Regions from separate parts of the Homo sapiens genome. Here region 2 is linked to region 1. The links are chromatin contacts, found by Hi-C or POLR2A ChIA-PET in ENCODE. All regions are on one chromosome and are shown on one strand. Each heading gives the region's core, a stretch centred on a gene start or an enhancer-like site at or near the end of the contact. The rest is flanking DNA. Distances are from core to core; before and after follow the strand shown. Region 1 has its middle 12 kb from the start of GSTM4. Region 2 overlaps LINC01768 (long intergenic non-protein coding RNA 1768).

Evidence for each region. Hi-C counts contacts between places; a loop is a spot of excess contacts on that map. ChIA-PET counts read pairs that join two places held with the same protein, here RNA polymerase II (POLR2A). Pooled maps may share reads with other maps.
Region 2: a loop to region 1 is called in a pooled map of ovary, with 2.5 times the contacts of the local background. The contact joins two enhancer-like sites. A Hi-C loop is called at or near these places in 1 of 50 pooled maps. POLR2A ChIA-PET finds 5 or more read pairs at or near these places in 2 of 52 experiments (OCI-LY7 and activated T-cell).

Annotation. Positions count from the first base shown.
Region 1 is chr1:109,642,157-109,645,169 of GRCh38, reverse strand. No RefSeq gene overlaps it. Among named protein-coding and RNA genes, the nearest start is that of GSTM4, 12 kb to the left of the region's middle. RefSeq lists enhancers at 241-1,114, 1,489-1,783. Within about 2 kb of position 1,694, at least 4 of the 41 ENCODE cell types and tissues checked have a DNase peak (open chromatin) inside an H3K27ac peak, as active enhancers do.
Region 2 is chr1:109,863,902-109,867,306 of GRCh38, reverse strand. All of the region lies in intron 4 of LINC01768 (long intergenic non-protein coding RNA 1768), which reads right to left. Among named protein-coding and RNA genes, the nearest start is that of LINC01768, 38 kb to the right of the region's middle. RefSeq lists an enhancer at 1,889-2,434. Within about 2 kb of position 1,818, at least 6 of the 41 ENCODE cell types and tissues checked have a DNase peak (open chromatin) inside an H3K27ac peak, as active enhancers do.

The sequences.
Region 1 (3,013 bases), core at 445-2,944:
TTCTTCCCTCATTTTATGGATGAGAAAACTGAGGCTCAGGAAAATTAAGTAACTTGCCCAAGGACACACAGCTAGCAAGTCACCAAGTTGTATCTGACCAGTCCAGTCAACCCCAAGACCTGGGTCTACCCAGGACACCACACTGCCTACAAAACGCTGCAGGGTGAAACCACAGGATCCAAAGAGCCAACAACAATCCAAGACTTTCCAGACACCGTGGGGGCTGATAGTAGACAAACTTGGCCCTAGGCCAAGAGGCCCTCACGTGCCAAGCACTGTAGGCATTTCTTAGAATTCTTTGTGTCTTTTGTTTTCATTATCAGCAAGAAATGCTACTTCACAAGGCTGGAATATTTCGTGTAATGTGATCCTATAAACACACGCTAAGCGGGGAGTAAACAAGGCAGCAGACATGCCGGAGAGAGACCTGAGCCCGAATGCGTGGGAAAGCTTCAGAGCAGTGCACCGGGGAACACAAACATCATTGGCTGCAAAAAAGGTCCCTGTAATGACCTTTGTCATTTGGGGTTTACTGTTGCTGTTTCCCTAAATACAAAGAAAGTGCACAAAGAGGCCAGGCGCAGTGGCTCACGCCTGTAATTCCAGCACTTTGGGAGGCCGAGGCGGGTGGATCACGAGGTCAGGAGATCGAGACCATCCTGGCTAACACGGTGAAACCCCGTCTCTAAAAATACAAAAAATTAGCTGGGCGTGGTGGCGGGCGCCTGTAGTCCCAGCTACTCGGGAGGCTGAGGCAGGAGAATGGCGTGAACCCGGGAGGCGGAGCTTGCAGTGATCCGAGGTGGCGCCACTGCACTCCAGCCTGGGCGACAGAGCGAGACTCCGTCTCAAAAAAAAAAAAAAAGACAAAGAAAAAGCAAAGAAAAGAAAGCAAGTGCACAAAGAGAGAATGAGGTCAAGTGGGGGAGGCAATGAGTTCAATCTGGCAGGAATGCACAGCAGGTTATAAAGATGGCCCCAGAACACGGGAGCTGGGCCATGGATGCATGCAGGGGTTTGACCTGGGGTTGGGGGGACAAGCAGGAATCTCCAGGTAGCAATCTTGGTGGTGGTGGGGTTCTGGCAGCTCTGCCTGTGGTGCAGCATCAGGGGTTAAGGACGTCCTCCAGAGGAGCGGCGAGGGAAACTAGGGGTGTCAGTAGACGATCTGGGATTCCAGGCCGCCTCCAGCCTGGCTGAGAACTGCCGGATCAAACAGAAAGCAGAGGTGATGCTTTCTCATTCAGACGGGGCTGGGTGGGAAGGAAAGGCTGTGGCTTTATGGCACACACAAAGTGTGTGGGGTCAGGACATACCGCAGATCCCCAGCTCCCTGAACCCTCCGCCTGCCTCTCCCGCGCTGGCCCAGCCCCGCAGGCAGAGGCACGAGCCATTGATGCAGTATTTGAAGGTGGCTGAACCCAAGCAGGAGGTGCAGCCTCTACCCGAGAGGGGGTGCAGGCAGAAGAGTGGGAGAGAAGCCTGGAGGTCTCCTGTGGCCAACGGGCCCCATGCCTGCCCCTCAGCAGCATGGGATGACTGGCGAACCCCAGCCGACCCCACATTTACTAGACTCCACGGCTACCGGTAGGGTTACAAGTTTAAGTGACTCTGAGGCCTAAACCTCCGCCCGATTTCTGGGGAGAGTCCAGCAGCGCGCCCTGGTGGCCAACCGTGCACCTCCCAGGTAGGGAAAGGCCCGCGGGGTCCCTCCTGCCTGCGGGATCCTCAGGCCAGTCCCGCGGGCGCTGCTCTGCTCTCAGCGCTACCCACCTGCAAGGGGCACGGCTCTGACCACAGTAGAGGGACAGCCCGTTAGGCGCCACCTCGCAGCTACAGCTCTTTGGGCTTTTCGGTTCTTTGAGCAGGAACTTAAGCCACATTCCCCAGGGACCAAGAAAGAGTTTTGGAGCACCCTTGGTGCAACCCCAGAAAGTAGCATTCGGAGAACATTGGCCACCCTTTATTCAATAGCTGAATGGTGGCTACTTTGCGCCTATTATTTTATTTCTTACCACCTCTCCATGAAATAAGTAGTGTTATTAGCCTCTTTTTACTATTAAGAACACTGAGGTTGGTTTTTTTCTTTTTTTTACATTGAAGTGAAATTCACATAATATAAAATGAACAATTTTAGAGTGAACAATTCCGTGGCAATTAGTACATTCACAATGTTGGGCAGCCACCACCTCTATCCAGTTTCAAAATATTTTTATCACCCCCAAAAGACACCCATACCCATTAAGCAGTTGCTTCCCATCACCCCACTTCCCCAGCCTCTGGAAACCACCAATCTGTATATGTCTCTACAGATTTACTTATTCTGGGTATTTCACATAAATACAGTCATACAGCACGTGATCTTTGTGTCTTGTCTGGCTTGTATTGCTCAGCATAATGTTTTCCAGGTTCATCCACTGAATGGAAGAATCAGTACTTTATCCCTTTTATGGCTGAATGATATTTCATTATATGGATATAACACATGTTGTTTATCCATTTATTTGTTGATGCACATTTGGACTATTTTCACCTTTCGGCTATTGTGAACATTACTGCTGTACACATGAGTGTGTGTGTGTGTGTGTGTGTGTGTGTGTATAATTTTTATTTATTTATTTTTTGAGACAGAGTCTCACTCTGTCACCCAGGCTGGAGTGCAGTGGCACAATCTCGGCTCACTGCAACCTCCGCCTCAGGGGTTCAAGCGATTCTCCTGCCTCAGCCTCCTAAGTAGCTGGGATTACAGGCATGTAATCCGGCTAATTTTGTATTGTTTTAGTAGAGACAGGGTTTCACCATGTTGGTCAGGCTGGTCTCGAACTCCTGACCTCAGGTGATCCACCTGCCTCGGCCTCCCAAAGTGCTGGGATTACAGGCATGAGCCACCATGCCCAGAGAGTGTACATATATTTTTGAAGTGCCAGTTTTCACTTCTTTGGGGAATATACCTGGGAGGGGAATTGCTGGGTCATGTGGTAATTGTATTCTAACATTTTGGGGAACCATCAAA
Region 2 (3,405 bases), core at 569-3,068, 220 kb before region 1:
AAGTTGGGAAATTTGCATGAGTCAAAAATATTGAAGGAGAATATGGCTAAAGAGGGACAGAAATTTCTAAGAAGTAATATGTTCATTATGTAGTCACAAATGAACCAAGGAAACATGCTGGGCCCCACCTTCTTCCTTGTTTCCTTTTTCATCCCCCTTTAAATTCTGTCCAGTTTAAATCCTAAGTTTGTCTTGCTGCTTCTTCCCATTCCCGCATCATCCACTCTCCTTCAGACTACCTTTATTTTTCACCTGGGCTCCCAACTGGTCTCCCCATATCAACTCTGGCACCTTTTAGAGTTCAAGGCATTCTCCACCCTCCACACTATACCCACAGTGATTATTTTGAAATATAAATCTGATTGCAATCCCATCATCCCTATCCTACCTCCCACCCTTAGAACCACTCACTGGCTTTCTAGCACCTCCAGGATAAAGAAAAACAGTTTTAACAGCCTACCAGACCCTGCTGAGTCTGGGCATCACCTGTTTCTCTAGCTTCATCAAGCTCCATCTTACTCTCTTTACTCTACCCATAATGGCCTTCCTTTAGTCCCAATCACCAAATTTTCCTGTGCCACAGGGCTTTTGCATGTGCAAGTCTCTTCCTGGAAAGCTCCTTCTCTTCCCCCTGTCTGTACCCCAACCCTTTTTAAAATCAATAGGCTATTTTTTTTTTTACAGTAGTTTCAGGTTTATAGCAAAATTGAGTGGAAAGCACAAAGAGTTCCCATATACCCTGTCCCACCCCCACCCCCATCCCCATACACACACAGCCTCCTCCACCCTCAATATCCCGAAATAGTGTGGGACATTTGCTACAACTGATGAACCAACGTAGATGCATCATTATCACCCAAAGGCCATAGCTTACATTATGATTCATTCTTTGTGTTGTACATTCAATGGGTTTACACAAATGTATAATGATAGATACCCACCCTTACTGTTTCACTACCCTAAAAATCCCTTGATCTTTAATTTCCTAGTGACTATGATGTTGGGCACCTGCTCATATGCTTACTTGCCATCTATCTACTTTGGTGAGGTGCCTGTTCAGATCTTTTGCTCATTTCTAAATTGAGTTGTTTCCTTCCTTTTTGACCTCAGTCAATCCTTCCCACTCATCTTTTAGATCTCAGTGATCCCTTTCTTGCATCTTTAACTAGATTTAAGAAAGAAAAAAGGCTCCTTATAAACTCTTCGCTATGTGCCTCTTCACAGTTATTGAGCTGTAATTTTATATTTATTTATGTAATTATTTGAACAGTGCCCCTTTCTTTGAGTTTGTAAGAGCAAGCACCATATCTGCTTTTGTTCCCTGGTATATCAGTAGTTCCTAGTGCTGTACCCAACATGTAGTAGGGGCTCCACAAACAGACCAAGGAATAATTAATAACCTCATTGAGAAGGAAGGCGAACTGGGCCCAGAGCAGTCATCTAAAGAACCACCTCAAATACACGGTGAGTTCAGAATTTCAAAGAGCAGGTATAGCAGTGGGAAGGGGCAGAGGGCCGAAAACAAATGCCCAAAGCAGCACCAGCCCACAAGACTGGGGTCAGGAATACTAACACGTAAAATGAGCTGAGGCTTAAACAAATGACAGAAACCAGAAACCCTGTTTTAGAAAAGTATCTGAAGCAAGAAAAACAATGGGGAAGATCCAGGCCCCACACTTAGTGGAGGGGACAAATTTTTTCATGCATAATGTTTTTCTCCCTCAAGAAGAGTAATTCTCAAACCGGAAAGTGTAAAGGCAAATTCCAGAAGAACGTGGAGCGCAGCCATGAGGAGGTGGTGGAAGCATCTGGCCACATTCGAGTTCTGGTTTTAGAGGAATCTCCTCGGAACTCGGGGATGTGATTGCAGAACTACTGTCCGTGATTTCTGAGAAATTTGGGAAAGGAGCCAACAGCCAGGGAAGTGTGAAATGTTTGTCAGTTTTCAAAACGGAGGAATGTCTAAATGGGGTAAATTTAACGACCTCTGACTTCCAAACAACATTAATTCATGGTACAAGTGTGAACTAGATTTGTAATGGAGTGCCTAGAAAGTGGAATTTTACATCTTTCTGCCTCAATGAACTGCCACTTAAAAGTTGCCAGCTAGCAAGAGGAGGCAGCCAATCTTCTTAGAGGAAGTCTTTGTTCTTAGAACAATCGTGTGAATGGTCTCCTTCAGTTACGTAAATGTGGGCAGCTAGGCACCCATCATCCTGAGAAGAGGATATAACTGGACATTTTTTCCCTACTGTGTGGCTTGACAAAGGCTGTTCTCTATATTTCTTGGTATGAAGAGCTGGTTGCTGAAGCATTTGGACAAATGTATACAGGAGCACAAGGAGCCTTCTGGGAGAAGACGGATCTGAACCACTCCCTTCTTATTTGAGGCAAAAGGTAACTCTGATGGGCTGAAATGATCGTACCTGAATCCATGGATGGGTTCCACCTGAAATGACCAAGAACCACCGCTCACACCCACTGCACCCACCCAAGTGGAAGAGGAGGTGTGAAACGATGGCTTGATTGTCCTCTGGCATGGTGCATGGCTGAGGCTGACACACCCAGAAAGCCCAGCTGCTTCACCAGAGGGGTGTCTGTGTGTAGCAGCCCACATGTGGTACACTCTTGTCTAAGCATGACACTGCAGGAGGACTCAATGCAGCTCGCGTCAGGAGCTGGACTATTTGTGTGATAGGACTTTGGCAGGACTGGTTTACAAGATACTGGTCACAGAGACCCCTGCTGATAAAATAGGATGTGGTAAAGAAGCCAGCCAAAACCAAGATGGCAACAAAAGTGACCTCTGATGGTCCTCACTGCTCATTATACACTAATTATAATACATTAGCATGCCACAAGACACTCCCATCAGCACCACAACAGTTTACAAATACCATGGCAACCACTGCACTACCGTATATGGTCTAAAAAGAGGAGGAACCTTTGGTTCCGGGAAATCTCCACCCCTTTCCTAGAAAACTCATAAATAATCCACCCCATATTTAGCATGTAATCAAGAAATAACCATAAGTATAGCCAGCCAGCAGCCCATGAGGGCTGCTCTGCCTGTGGAGTAGCCCCCCTTTTATTCTTTTACTTTCTTAATAAACTTGCTTTCACTTTGCTTGCTTGCTCTTGAATTCCCTCTTGTGCAAAGCCAAGAACTCACATGGCCTCCCAGGCTGAACCTTAATTTTGGGGTTCACCCTGTGACATTAGCAGCAGTGCATCAGGAGCTGGGGTGGGAGTGGGGGAATTCTAGTTTCAACAGTGATAGAGATGGCAGCATCAGAGAGAGCCTGGGTTCCTTCAGCCAAACACTGCATAAACTACAACAATGCACAGGCAGCAGGGAGAGAGAGGGTTTTGCTCATGAGGAAAGAAAAGAACTTATAGTTGAGG